Regions from separate parts of the Homo sapiens genome. Here region 1 is linked to region 2. Evidence: chromatin contacts called from ENCODE POLR2A ChIA-PET data. All regions are on one chromosome and are shown on one strand. The core of a region is the stretch at or near the end of the contact, and the rest is flanking DNA. Distances in the headings are between cores, read along the strand shown.

What was found. ChIA-PET counts read pairs that join two places held with the same protein, here RNA polymerase II (POLR2A).
Region 1: POLR2A ChIA-PET joins it to region 2 with 11 read pairs in activated naive CD8-positive, alpha-beta T cell. The contact joins the enhancer-like site here to the promoter of RBBP8-AS1 in region 2. POLR2A ChIA-PET finds 5 or more read pairs at or near these places in 2 of 52 experiments (H1 and activated naive CD8-positive, alpha-beta T cell).

What each region holds. Positions count from the first base shown.
Region 1 is chr18:23,526,758-23,534,310 of GRCh38, reverse strand. RMC1 (regulator of MON1-CCZ1) reads right to left here. Exons shown (of 20, transcript NM_013326.5): 13 at 7,546-7,553; 14 at 6,410-6,516; 15 at 5,013-5,132; 16 at 4,599-4,676; 17 at 4,179-4,283; 18 at 4,014-4,082; 19 at 3,699-3,924; 20 at 2,489-2,686. The coding sequence ends at 2,607. It overlaps NPC1 (NPC intracellular cholesterol transporter 1), which reads left to right. Exons shown (of 25, transcript NM_000271.5): 24 at 794-956; 25 at 2,027-2,869. The coding sequence ends at 2,109. Among named protein-coding and RNA genes, the nearest start is that of RMC1, 27 kb to the right of the region's middle. RefSeq lists an enhancer at 4,044-5,243. Within about 2 kb of position 1,250, at least 2 of the 41 ENCODE cell types and tissues checked have a DNase peak (open chromatin) inside an H3K27ac peak, as active enhancers do.
Region 2 is chr18:22,929,509-22,936,290 of GRCh38, reverse strand. RBBP8-AS1 (RBBP8 antisense RNA 1) reads left to right here and starts at 2,527. Exons shown (of 5, transcript NR_198963.1): 1 at 2,527-2,703. It overlaps RBBP8 (RB binding protein 8, endonuclease), which reads right to left and starts at 2,963. Exons shown (of 19, transcript NM_002894.3): 1 at 2,727-2,963. It overlaps MIR4741 (microRNA 4741), which reads right to left and starts at 2,942; the gene lies at 2,853-2,942. RefSeq lists enhancers at 2,170-2,219, 2,580-2,709, 2,393-3,233, 6,568-6,617 and a silencer at 2,840-2,919.

The DNA of each region.
Region 1 (7,553 bases), core at 1-2,500, 600 kb before region 2:
CTGCCACATCGTGGACAGAACGGACGTTCTGTGGAACTGTACCTGTTGGTACGGCTCCTTTTTAGGTGGCAGTGTGCTGAAGCAGGAAAATAACAGACAAGTTAAACATGAGACAGCTGGCAGTCTTTCCCATTTAAAATGCAGGGGAGCCCGGGCCAGAACCCAGCGTGTGATGTGCGGTTGGTGCCTGGAGAGTCGTCTTGGTTCAACTCTACACCCTGGCTTAGCCTATCTCTTTACCACTGTAGAAAATACCTGGTAAAGAGTAAAAACTAAAACTTTGTTTCGTAACACTTTTAAATATTTAAGTTTTCACCTGAGAATATAAAGAAAGATAATCAATTGGGAGACACGATGCAGTGTCTGTGCAGAATACACAGCTTTTAACTTGGTCATACCTCTCCCCCAGGATCATAAGGCAGCAAATAGTGTTAGGTAGTAGATGATGCTACCTGGGTTCAGTTCCCATTGCTTTGAACCTTGAATATTAAGAAATCCCCATAAGGGCTGGCCACGGTGGCTCATGCCTATAACCCCAGCACTTTGGGAGGCCAAGGCTGGCGGACCACTTGCGGCCAGGGGTTCGAGACCATGGCCAACATGGTGAAACCCCATCTCTACTAAAAACACAAAAATTAGCCAGGCATGGTGGCGTGCACCTGTTTAATCCCAGCTACTCAGGAGGCTGGGGCAGGAGAATCACTTGAACCTGGGAGAAATCCTTGTAAGGAAGTGTTTTTGTTCAATTACAGGTTGGTAAAAGTGGTTTCTAACACAGTATCTCTTCTTTTAGGTGTTCAGTGGAATCACACTTACAAAATTTGGAGGGATTGTGGTGTTGGCTTTTGCCAAATCTCAAATTTTCCAGATATTCTACTTCAGGATGTATTTGGCCATGGTCTTACTGGGAGCCACTCACGGATTAATATTTCTCCCTGTCTTACTCAGTTACATAGGTAAGAGTTCTCATCTTAAAAGGGTGGCACAATAGAAGGACATTACTGAAAGGGAATTCTATCCTGAGGCATTCTTTTCAAGTATTTGAACTCATACTAATGGTCATTTGATAATGATAAATGATACTGAGTAAAAAAATTTCTTCTAAAAGAAAAAACCCATCCAGGGGATTCATGATGGTGCAGACTACTTTATTAGGAAGTTGTCGATGTTTTTTCTGGAGGCCTGATCTGTCTGCTTCACAAAGGCCTGGAGCCAGTCCTTGAATGGATCTGAGTGTCAGCAGGCAGGGCAGCTCCTCCCTGCCACTGAGATGAAGGAGTCCATCTGGCAGCCAGCTCTCACACCAGCAGTGCTGCAGAACAGCTTTTTATGTCCCTCATGGATTTCCCGTTTCTTAGCAAAGTGCTTGCTGCCTTTCTTCATCTCGAGACTGTCCTTGATCCTTTTACTTCTATGGCCACTTCACCTTGCACAAAAATGACCCACGGTTGAAAGAACAATACTGATTTGCTTCATTTATAGCTTTGTCACTAAATTGAAGCACTGAAGTAGAAGATTAAGAAAATGAGGGGCTTTTTATCATCTCCGGGGGATAGAAAGTAGTTCTATTACAATCTAATATACTAGTTCCTTTTAAGAAAAAAAAAAAAAAAAAGAGATGAGCACTTTGGAAGGCTGAGACAGGAGAATCGTTTGAGACCAGCCTAGGCAACATAGTGAGGCCTCCATCTCTACAAAAATAAAATTAGCCAGGTGAAGTGGTGTGCGTCTGCAGTCCCACCTACTTGTTAGGCTGAGGCAGGAAGCTTGCTTGAGCCCAGAAGGGTGGGCTTAGGATGCAGTGAGTCGTGTTCATACCACTGCACTGCAGCCTGAGGAAGAAAGCAAAGAGCCCATCTCCAAAAGAGAGGGAGAGAGATGTGGTCTCACTCTGTTGTCCAGGCTGGTCTCAAGCAATTCTCCTGCCTCAGTCTTCCAAAGTGGGATTACAGGCGTGAGCCACTATGCCCAGCCAACTAGCTCCCTTTCTCCTGCAGAAATAAGAAAAAGTCTCTCTCTCTCATAGGGCCATCAGTAAATAAAGCCAAAAGTTGTGCCACTGAAGAGCGATACAAAGGAACAGAGCGCGAACGGCTTCTAAATTTCTAGCCCTCTCGCAGGGCATCCTGACTGAACTGTGTCTAAGGGTCGGTCGGTTTACCACTGGACGGGTGCTGCATCGGCAAGGCCAAGTTGAACACCGGATGGTGCCAACCATCGGTTGTTTGGCAGCAGCTTTGAACGTAGCGCCTGTGAACTCAGGAATGCACAGTTGACTTGGGAAGCAGTATTACTAGATCTGGAGGCAACCACAGGACACTAAACTTCTCCCAGCCTCTTCAGGAAAGAAACCTCATTCTTTGGCAAGCAGGAGGTGACACTAGATGGCTGTGAATGTGATCCGCTCACTGACACTCTGTAAAGGCCAATCAATGCACTGTCTGTCTCTCCTTTTAGGAGTAAGCCATCCCACAAGTTCTATACCATATTTTTAGTGACAGTTGAGGTTGTAGATACACTTTATAACATTTTATAGTTTAAAGAGCTTTATTAATGCAATAAATTAACTTTGTACACATTTTTATATAAAAAAACAGCAAGTGATTTCAGAATGTTGTAGGCCTCATTAGAGCTTGGTCTCCAAAAATCTGTTTGAAAAAAGCAACATGTTCTTCACAGTGTTCCCCTAGAAAGGAAGAGATTTAATTGCCAGTTAGATGTGGCATGAAATGAGGGACAAAGAAAGCATCTCGTAGGTGTGTCTACTGGGTTTTAACTTATTTTTCTTTAATAAAATACATTGTTTTCCTAAGTTTTGGGGTTACCCTATCTGCTTTGAGAGACAAATACAAAAGCTAAATGGAAGAGATTCTATCTAACCTGTCCTTATGGTAACTAAATGCCGTCTTACATTGAGCTAGAAATAGACCTAGAAGTTTCATTAGACAGCCCTGATCCTTCCCTATCCTAAAGATGATGTCTTAGGTTGTATAACTATTTGGAGATGAGAATGATCAACCAGGGCCAGGTGCGGTGGCTCAAACCTGTAATCCCAGCACTTTGGGAGGCTGAGGCAGGCGGATCATGAGGTCAGGAGTTTGAGACCAGCCTGGACAATATAGTAAAACCCCATCTCTACTAAAAATACAAAAATCAGCCGGGTGTGGTGGCACGCACCTGTAGTCCCAACTACTCAGGAGGCTGAGGCAGAAGAATCGCTTGAACCCAGCGGAGGTTGCAGTGAACCGAGATCACACCACTGCACTCCAGCCTGGGCAACGGAGCGAGACTCTGTCTCAAAAAAAAAATGAGAATGATCAACCAATGTATACTTCATAAAACTGAAACCTTAATAAGCCCCAGACCCTTTAAAACCCTTAGCCACCATTTGCCGTCTTATTCCTGGCTTTAAGAGATATTCCAAGATCTGCTATAAGAGATGGGCTGTGCCTGATCTGGGTCCTAAATGTGTCTTGACTCAAAACACACCTCCTCGGTGAGTTCCAGAGCATAATTCAGATTCTGTCAGTATACTGAATTCACTCTACTACAAATAATGGGCCAAGGGCTAGGTGGGCTGTTATCAAATTGTGTTGTTTACAAAAATGCTAACCCAGGGTCCTCGCCCACCAGCTGCCAGTGCCCTCTGCTACTCTTTGAGGCTATGGTTACCCCAAGTCTTTTCATTGCATTCTCACCTGGTGTGAAATTGGGGCTCCCTCGCAAACGCTGGTTTCGCTGTTCAAAAAAGCGGAATATTGTATAGAAAAGCATGTTGTCTTCAGTCTGCTTTGCAGCATCTAAAAATTTTCGTGCAGAAATGTTGTCATGGCCACCAATGCCCCGGATAAACCTTAAGGCAGCTAACACTTGGTGTTTGGAAAGGAGAACTTCTACTATTTCATCATTTGCTGTTGAAAGTCGCTAGCAGTAAGGGAGAGAAGTCCAGGTCAGTGCAAACAACAGGAACAGAGTTAGTTTCCATAGTCTAAAACCTCACACATCAGAGTTACCTTCAGCATGTCCAGAGATAGCTGATGAGCAGGAGGATAGAAACTCTCTAGGGATAACAGCAGACAAGCCTGAAAGACATTTTTAGACCCACTTCAGTTGGAAAGATAACGGTTAAAATTTTCCATTTTTAACCACAATGGAAGTAAAAATCTGGCAATGCATACCAAAGGTTTGGAGTCGCTGAGGACGTGGTACTGCAGGAACTGATGCAGCATATAAAAGAGGTTGTGCTGGACAAGGGTTTTGATAACAAGTTCATGTAGGTAATGCTGAGGACAAAAGTAAAAAGTGAAAGAACACTTCCAAATCATTCAGCTACAACAGACTAGAGGCTCCCCAAGGACTGGCTATTCTAACCAACACAGTAAAAGTCTGTCATTACAAGAAGTGGTTTCGTCATGCAGGTAAAGACCCCAACTTGACCTTACACTTCCCATTCCAACTAATAATGTCAGGAGTCACTCAGCATTCTGAGTCAGGGAGGCAGACCTGTCTTAGCATATGAGTCATCTTCTAAGACAGTGACTGTGTTTTTTTTTTAAATTCCTTCTGTTTTAACTTGGGCCCAGATGATTTGAAGGTACCTGTACTGCAATCTGAAACTGGTTAAGAGAACGAATGTATTCCATCAGCACGGCTATCACAAATTTATGAGGCATCTCCTAGGGAGAAAAAAATGTGGTCTTACAAATACCAACGAGGTGCAAAAGAGGCTGCATATAACTCTCTATCCAACCCCCACCTTGTTTCCATCTTAAAATGGCCCAGTGTTCATCTTTCACTGGTTTTGCACACATCGCTCCAGAACCACCCGTCAACAATTATGCTTTAGGCCTCAGCATTAGAAGCCAAACTACCAGCTCTAGGGCCTCACCCAAGGAAACTCCAGTGATTCTAATCACTTCAAGTGACTCTAATCACATGAAGTCTCCTCGTTTTCAGCAACTTCCTTGTTTTGAGCATTCTCAGTCCAGAAGAGGCGGAAAGCTGCAGCCCACCTTCTTTTCCACAAAGGCTGACAGGACATGGGTGTACACATCTGACTGGTCCAGCACCGCCTGGGTCCGCACCGGCCTCTTGAGGAGCGGGCTGCTTCGGCTCTGCCCTGCTTCCACCGCCTGAAAGAAAAAAACCACAAACTATGATCTTCGGCATCTTAGAGGAAGGGTGCTGTTTACAGTTCATCCACAAGGACTGAATTCTTCGATGTGGACCCAGGATATGAGCGGAAAACACTTTCTCTACTTAGATACAACTTTTTCCTGTGCGCATGCCTGTAATCCCAGCTACTCAGGAGGCTGAGGCAGGAGAATCCCTTGAACCCAGGAGGCAGAGGTTGCGGTGAGCCAAGATCTCACCATTGCACTCCAGCCTGGGCAATAAGAACAAAACTCCGTCTCAAAAAAAAAAAAGCAGTTCAGATCCGTGCAGATTATGCAATAGCTGTGGGGTGTAGCCTGAGAACTTGCATTTCCAAGAAACTCCAGATGCTGCTCATGTGGCTGGTCAGTGGCCCACACTGCTGAGTCATGACGGTTTATGGAGCCCAGCAGACCGTGTGGGACGGCACAGAAACTGCCATTTGGGATCAGACCTACTGATTCCCACAGCCCAGAACACCCACAGCAATAGAGTCCAAAAGGACTCAGCCATCCCTCACGTCTGGCAGCGTAGGAATGGACACTGTCCCAGCAACTGGCCCTCTTCAGTGCCTGTCTCAGACCTCTTACCCTTCCATGAACAGCTAAAGGGGAGTGGAGTTCTGGGGCTTTTGTTGGTTTAAAACCATTTTCAGCCTAGGACTAATCAGATCCTGGAATTGAAATAATTCATTCTCCTTGTCCTAAACTTTTCTTCTGGCTTCAGAAGATATGATGTACAAGTAATACAGCGGGAATTGGTGGCGATAAGCCATGGTTATTACCTTGACTACAAACACGCCTGCTAAGTGCTAACACTGAATCGTCACTATCTCAACAGGATTCTTTCCCAAAAGGGAAGAAAGGTGTGGCAAATATAAATATTTCTAATTTAATTTTCTAAGTCCTCACTCTGGCATAACAGAAAAATATACAAAATATTGCAAAGCAGAGACTGATTTTTCTCATCTATAACAGTAGACCAAGGATCTACAGGCAAGATCAAACACAGATGGGAAAAACAAAAACAGTGAAGGTATGAAGTGAGATGCAGCCGCCAGCTCGTGGGATGCAGGGACCCTGAATTTACTACTCCTCCACTATCCCCCACTACTGCCACCTTGCCCTATGGCAGGCGGCAAATCTCAGCGACCTTATTCTAATATATAGGAAACAATTTTGCATCATAATTACTTAGAAAATACCCGGGAGGGGGTGGGGGAGGAGGACCCTTTGTCATACTCCATGTAACTCACCATCGCATAACTCTGCTCGGCATCCAGGTACTTTTTATACTCATGGTTGAGTTTATCAAAAACAGTGGCTATCACGGGCAGCGATGCTCTGTCTGACTCACTTAACACTGGAAAGGCACAATGTTCACACACGGATCAAACCAACTTCATGTCAGCTTCAGAATTTCCACACGTTGCTATGATAAAAACTAATCTCAAAAGGTTACCAATGCAAAAGTACCTTTAAAGGACACTCTACTTTAAAGACCTGACAGCTAGATGTCATTCGCAACCCCTTTCTGGTTACGGTTAAAAAAAAAAAAAAAAAAAAAAGCTATAGCAGGCCAGGCTCAGTGGCACATGCCTATAATCCCAGCACTTTGGGTAGGCCGAGGCAGAAGGATCACTTAACGCTGGGAGTTTGAGACCAGCCTGGGCAACAAGGCAAGACCCCATCTATACCAAAACAAAAACAAACACCAACAGCACATATTGGTAGGGGATTATTATTATTATTTTTTTTTGGATACAGGGTCTTGCTCTGTCGCCCAGGCTGGAGGTACACTGACACAAACGGCTCGCTGCAGCCTCGTCCTCCCGGGCTCAAGGAATCCTCCCTCGGCAGCCTCTGGAGTAGCTGGGGCCACAGGTGTATACCACCAAACTCAGCTAATTTTTTTTTTTTTTTTTTTTTTTTTTGTAGAGACAGGGTTTTGCCATGTTGTCGTCCAGGCTGGTCTCGAACTCCTAGGCTCAGGCAATCCTCCTGCTTCAGCCTCCCAGAGTGCTGGGATTATAAGCATGAGCCACCATGCCTGGCCTCAGTAGGGGATTCTTAAAGAAGACACATATGCAGTGAGTGGCTTGGATTTTGAAAGAGGTGTGTGTGAAGGCCAGGGGTGGTGGCCCACTCCCCTCCTGTGTGCCCACTTTCATTCAGAACCATCCCATTTATTGTTCTTTTCTACCAGTATCTCTACAAATCATCTTTCCATTTAGCAGCCTTTCCTAGGGGGTCACATAGCCACCCCTCACATAAAGAATGAGGCTGTGGGTCACAGACAAGACACAACAATGTAGCCCACATCCCGATAAAAAGTGTTGGGCAGCACAGGCCTCACACTGGAATCAGAGCAAGGGGGAAGGATTCAACTTACTCTGTGAA
Region 2 (6,782 bases), core at 1,278-3,777:
ATCTTTACTAAAAATACAAAAATTTGCCAGGTGTGGTAGTGCGTGCCTGTGGCCCCAGCTACTCAGGAGGTTGAGGCAGGAGAATTGCCTGAAACTGGGAGGCGGAATTTGCAGTGAGCGGAGATCGTGCCACTGCATTCCAGCCTGAGCGACAGAGACCCTGTCTCAATTAAAAAAAAAAATTGGTTTTTTTAACTTTTGAATTGGTGAAACATACTGAGCCCAAAACTGAAAAATATTCTTAGTCTTGACTTAACAAGCATCCACATATATACACATATCTATATATATTTTATAAAAGAGACAGTTGACTGATGTATTAACACAGATGAGGATCTGTATAACTTTCCAAAAACAAGAGAAGTCAGTAAGATTTAAACACAGCAAAGATCTATGAATACAGAAACATCTTAGAGTCATAAGACAATTAGGGTAATGTTACTTCATGCCTCTCTTAGAATAAAGGTGAATCATTAAGTTTATTACATAGTCCTTGAAGAAACCAACAGGTTAAGAAGTTTGAATGGATTAGTAAATATTTTAATATGTGTTCTTAAAATGAAACCATTAATTAGCTACAACTTAAAAAGTAATAGTGATCAGCAAGTCTACTAAACCTCACATCTGGCTCCTTAGCCAAAGCAAACTGATTGTTTCCTGCTAACCATTTCCTGAGGTCTCTGACAAAGGGGCTGAAAGAGTAATTCTGAAGGGAGCAGGAGTATATGTGAAGCCACTTGGTGAACCGTCAAGAGCTACAAAAATAAACTATCAAGCTTTGCAAAAATTGTGATTAGACTTTTAAAAAATAATCCAGAAACTAAATATGAGCTGGATTTTAGATATTAGGAAATTATTAATTTTCTTGGGTATGATAATGATGCGGTTTTGTTTGTTTTTTTTTTAGAAAGGCCTTATCTGTTAAAGGGATATTTACCGAGATATTTACAGGTAAAGGGATATACTCTGCGATTTGCTTGAAAAAAAAAAAATCCAGCAAAAACAAACAAAAATGGATGTTGGGTGAAGAGATGAAACAAGGGCTGAACTTCAACAATTTCTGAAGCTGGGTGGGTGCGTATACAATGGGGTTCATAATTCCAGTATTTCTCTTGTGTACATTTATTTCTGTAAAAAAGTTTTTAAAAGTAGAATTAGGTGCACTGCATTAGTTTTGTTACCAAAGAGGTTTTTATTCTATCTTTAACTCTAACAGATAAACAAATGGGCCTATATATAATTGTGAATAAAAGTCACCATTTGTTTCCCACATACCAGAAACTATAGAATATTAATATTAATATTTGTATTTATATATTATTTAATATATAATTATATATTATAGAATATTTATATTCTACCTAACCTTCAGAAAAACTCTGTAAGACAGCTACTATAATTTCATTTTAGAGTTGGGGGAAGAGGCGTAAGGCAGTAAATGTCCAAGGTCACACAGCTGGGACATGGCTATGTCAGGGATGGAAATCAAGTCATGAGACCAATAACTGTAAAATACCTCTCTGTAGCCCGCATGTTCTCAATCATAGGTGGGAACTGAACAATGAGAACACCTGGACACAGGAAGGGGAACGTCACACACCGGGGCCTGCCGTGGGGTGGGGGGAGGGATAGGATTAGGAGATATACCTAAAGTAAATGACGAGTTAATGGGTGCAGCACACCAACATGGCACATGTATGCATATGTAACAAACCTGCACGTCGTGCATATGTACCCTAGAACTTAAAGTATAAAAAATAATAATAAAATAAAGAAAAAATACCTCTCTGCAGCAAAAAGAAAAAAAAAGAAGACATAAACGATTTCTATTAAGTCAACAGTTTAAAATGAAGGTTTAATTACTTCAATGACCGAAAAAGTATTAACATATTCGTTTAAAGAGTGTAAAATAAGCATCCTTTACGTATCTATCTTCAAGTAAGTGATGTACAGTGCCTTAAAAACAAAACATAAAAACAAAACATTCAACTTGCAAATTCTGGCTCGCAAAACCCTTTCCACCTACCCGCATGCCCGGCACTTTTTGTTAGCATCTCTCTCTGCAATGAACCGTTATTCGAGGCACGACGACAATGTACATTTTTCAATCTCTCAGAACGTCACGTCTTACCTCCCAAGTTGCATTCTGGGCTCAAAGGCCTGTAATTTGTGTGTATTCCTTAGTATAAACCACTACACTGCAGGTGCTCACCAAAATACTCGCTGCCACACCACAGGTATTCTCACACGGGTAAGGCGAGAGGCACATTTCATCACACAGGGGACTTGAACAAACTGCACGGGACATTTCAGGGGTCCTCTTATGGGCGGAGCAGAGCAGCGGGGCAAAGGCTTTCCAGCCAGGTCCCTTCTCCATCCATTTCTCCCCAGGTGCCCGCGCCGGTTCCGCGTGCGGGTCTGGCCAAAAAACCTCCGAAGCGCGCGCGCGAGCCGCAGTCGGCGCATGCGCGGGGCGGGCTTGGCGGCGAAAGGCGCTTCCTCAGCCCGCGCGGGAGACCCAGAAGTAGTACTGAGGTAGCGCTCGTCCTCCCGCCGGTCCACCACCACCGAGTGTAGCCCGGGCCCGGCCTATTTCATCAGACACAACCCCAGAGCCGGGAGCCACCCCTACCCCGGGAGCCCTTCGCCAAGCACGCAGCTCCAGACCAGAAGCAGTCGCTCCGACCCAGAGCTCCGGGTGGGGTAAAGAGATTGCTTTTACTCACCGCCTCCGAGATTGCCTCGGGATTCGCGAAAGCCCCCGAAGGGAAGCGAGCACTTTCTGAGGCTGTGAAAGGACGGCTGCTCGCTTTTCTCTTTCGCCCTTTTCCCTCACCAGAGTGCCAAATCCTCGGTGGGAAAGCCGACCCCTCCGGACAGCCCGCGCTTTAAGGCCGGGGGCTGCCGGCCGGGCTCGGAGGCGGCCGGACCCGCCCCGCCCGGGAGCCCGCGCGACGTCACGCGGGAGTTCCACTTGCGTCACGCCCCTTCCTCCAGCTGCCCATCGCGGCGGCGCACTTCGTGCCCTAGCTGAGGAGCGGGCTCTTCGGTGCGGCCCATCCCGGAGGGCGATGGTTGGGGAGGGGAGCGCTACCTCGGAGCTGCCGGGAGCTACCCGAAGAGTCTGGCGACCGCCACAGCATTTCTGAATTGCGCTGGGGAAAGCTCAAGCCGTTCTGTTGGGGGAGCATCAAGCCCTTGCGGTTCTGTGAAAGTTATCTGTACACTGTGTCTAGCTTAAGCATTTTGCAGGGAAGCATGTGTAGAGTGACCTGTACCGAATGAAGAGTTAAAATTAACTGATGGGGGGTATGGACGCGGATCCGTCTAACATAGTTTTCGGCCTTGTCGCTGTTATCTGCAGTTTAGTGATGTGACCTGACAGGGTTGTGCGGTAACGCCATAGATCAAAACGATCTGTATTTTGCTGAGGTTAAACGGGAAGTTTCTGGCAAATTTGAAACGAGAAGGAATCTCCTTCAGCATTATTTATTGGGACAACATGCTGTTAGATAATTTTTTTTAAAAAGTCCATTTTTCTTGTGGCTGTTCGTTTGAGATTCAAACCGATAGTAGGTATTCCTATTTCTCCTGATTTGTAAAAGAATCGTTTTTAGACCACTAGAAATTCTACAAATGAACAAAATAGACTAGAATCAAATATCTTTTAAACCAGTCCAGTACTTTTGTGTAATTATTCTAAGACCTGGGAAGGGATAATATTAACAGGCTTTAAAAGTTTAGTACTTAGAAATCATAAATACAAAGTGGAAAGGTAATTTTTCCACCTGTCCCACATCTTAAGGGATGAATAAATATAACTTAAAAAGTTAGTATACAGAAGAGGGGTGCTAAACCTTCTATTAGCCTGTTACAGCAACTATCATTCACTTCCCCATTTTATAAGACTTAACTCCACATTTTTAAAAGAAAATGGATGAAATTTTGACTATGTAATTTTTAACGCAAGATAGGAAACATAATTGACAGAGTGAAGCTTTTATGTTTATGACAGAAATAACCTGTAATAAGTTTGTCATTTAACAGAGTATTGAAAGAGCAGTGTGCTGTGGTCTCTACTGTGGTCCAAAGAAAAACTGAGCAGAATGACCCAACCTGTTCCTATGGCCTCTGCCTGTGTCTCACTCTCTAATCCATTTATGCAAGTCAGAAACCAAAGAGTCATCCTTGACACTTTATTCATCCCTAACTTCCATATCCAAGCCATCACGCAGTCCAATTTTACTTACTAAACATGTAAATCCATCCCCTTCTCTCCATCACTACCTCCATAATCCAAGATACTGTTATTTCTTACCTAGTCTACTGCTAGGCTCCTTTCCACATCCACGCTACCAACCACCCCTCCTAAATCTTTGTTTTCACTGGTGTTCAGAAAAAAATTTGAACTTCTATTCTCCATATATATATTTAATTTTAAATTACATACATGTACTGTTGAAAAATGGTACATGATCTAATGAAGTTACAGGCTCTGAAGTCAGACATCTGGGTTTAAATCCTGCTCTAATACTTCCTTACTGAGTGACTTTGGACTGACTGCTTAAGCTCGCTGTCCCATTTTACCTACCTGTAAATTGAGGATAATAATAGTACCAACCTCACAGGGTATTAAGATTAAATGAATATATGTAAACTGCTTAGTATTCAGATATATACTATGTGCCCAAAAGCTAGCCATAATTAGTATTTCTTAGCTAATATGATTATAATCCATTTTAAAAGCATTTTTAAAGGATAAAAAATAGAATAAAAATACATCTTCCCTCCTCCACCTTAAATTGTGTCTACTTTGAGACCACTTCTCTATACTGCAGCTACTGTGATCTTGAAAAGTAAATCTGTTAATGTCACTATGCTGCTTAAACCCTTTCAGTGGCTTCCAGTTACTCTGTGAAGGAAGCCCCTTTGAATTGCCTCTGCTACCCCTTTGGCTTTATTTCCAGACATTTTCTGTCCTCTGGTCTCACTAGACTTTTGATGTCTCCTAGGCCATTGCGTGCTATTGTCTCTGCCTGGAGTTCTCCACCAAACCTACCCCCACTCTTTGCCCCAGCTATCTACTAATCATGTTTTTATCTTATTTCAATAGTCTCTTCTACTAGATCCTCCTACAGTACCATGTAACCTCCCCATCTTACAGTTTTTATTGTTTTAGTTATTTAATTAATTCTGTCTCCCCACTGGACTGTAAATTTCTTGAGATAAAAAACCACGTCTTGGGCCAGACTTTGGGTGGCTGAGGCAAGAGGATCACTTGAGGCCAGGAGTTCAAGATGAGCTTGGGCAACATAGTGAAATCTTGTCTCCTATTCTAAAAATCAAACCAAAATAGCTGGACACAGTGGTTCGTGCCTCTAGTTCTAGTTACTGTGGAGGCTGAGGTGGGAGGATTGCTTGAGCCCAGGAGTTCAAGGCTGCAGTGAACTATGATTGTGCCACTGTACTCCAGCCTAGGTGACAGAGCGAGAGACCCTGTCTTAAAATTAAAAAAATAAAAAATAAAAAAGGTTTGTTCACCCTTTTATCTCCAGGAACTAGCCCAGTGTCTGCCACCAAATCAATATTCTATGAATGAATGAAATGGGCATTCCCTGGTGGATCCCATTTCTATGTAAATGGAAACCTTTGGGTACATTCAAAATTCTTAGATTTTTAAATGAGATTTTATATGGCCACTTTAACAATGGAAATGGCGGGCATCCTCATAGATAGGTTCTAAAGCTTTAAGAACCACATGGAATAAATTTTGAGGTTCCAAAGATCTGCTGAAAAAACATCTTTAACAGAGAAGCAGTTATTTTGAACTCTTCATAATACTGGGTTTCTCATATGTTGTGGCTTAGGACAGTACTTCCCAAACTTTTTCAATTTCAGCATGCTTAGAAAATGAACACTTGTGTTATATATTGTAATGAAAAGATGAGGCTGCTTCCATCCAGTGGCAACAGAAGTTGAGACTAGTCACCTCAGGCCCAGTGCTGCCACCTTCAGGGCTAGGTTTTTAATGTCCCAGCACACCTATTGGAGGCCCCTGGCTAGAATGCTGAATTTAAATAAACTAGTGAAATAGTTAAAATGGTAAGTTTACATTATGTATATCTAGGCACCAATTTAAAATAAATTGTGTGATAGCAGTACAGACTCTAGGATTCTTAAAAGTAAAGTTTTGGAACTCACGTAGATTTAAAAGTCATCTAACTCAAGCCATTTACAAATGAAATCCTGTAGATTCTAGAATCTATGCTTAACTCCTGCAGCTGGGTAGTTGAGTGTTGTGAAGGGAAAATGACGTATCACGTTAGACTGATATCACTAAAGTCATATGGTTTCAAACTTCATGCAGGGCATCAGTTAATCCTTAAAATAGCCTTTGTTCAGCTCTTTTTATTTTCTCTGCTGTCTTCCAGACCTTTACTATTTTCAGTCCTCAAGCCTCTGAAGCTATTTTCACTCTAGGTGGACAACCTGGCCTCCTGATTAAACAAGACAATTGAGCTCCACAAGTGTGATCTTCCTAAACTTGCTTTTTTCTTTCTCAACCCTACGAATTAGGCAAAACCATTTGCAGTTAAAAATACAACCTGAGGCCAGATAGGGTGGCTCATATCTGTAACCTCAACGCTGTGGGAGGCCCGCGGGAGGCTCACTTGAGATTTGAGAAACTGCAGTATAGGCTGAATGACAGCCAGAACCTGTCTCTTAAACACACACACATACACACACACACACACACACACACACACCCGCCTGTCTCTTCA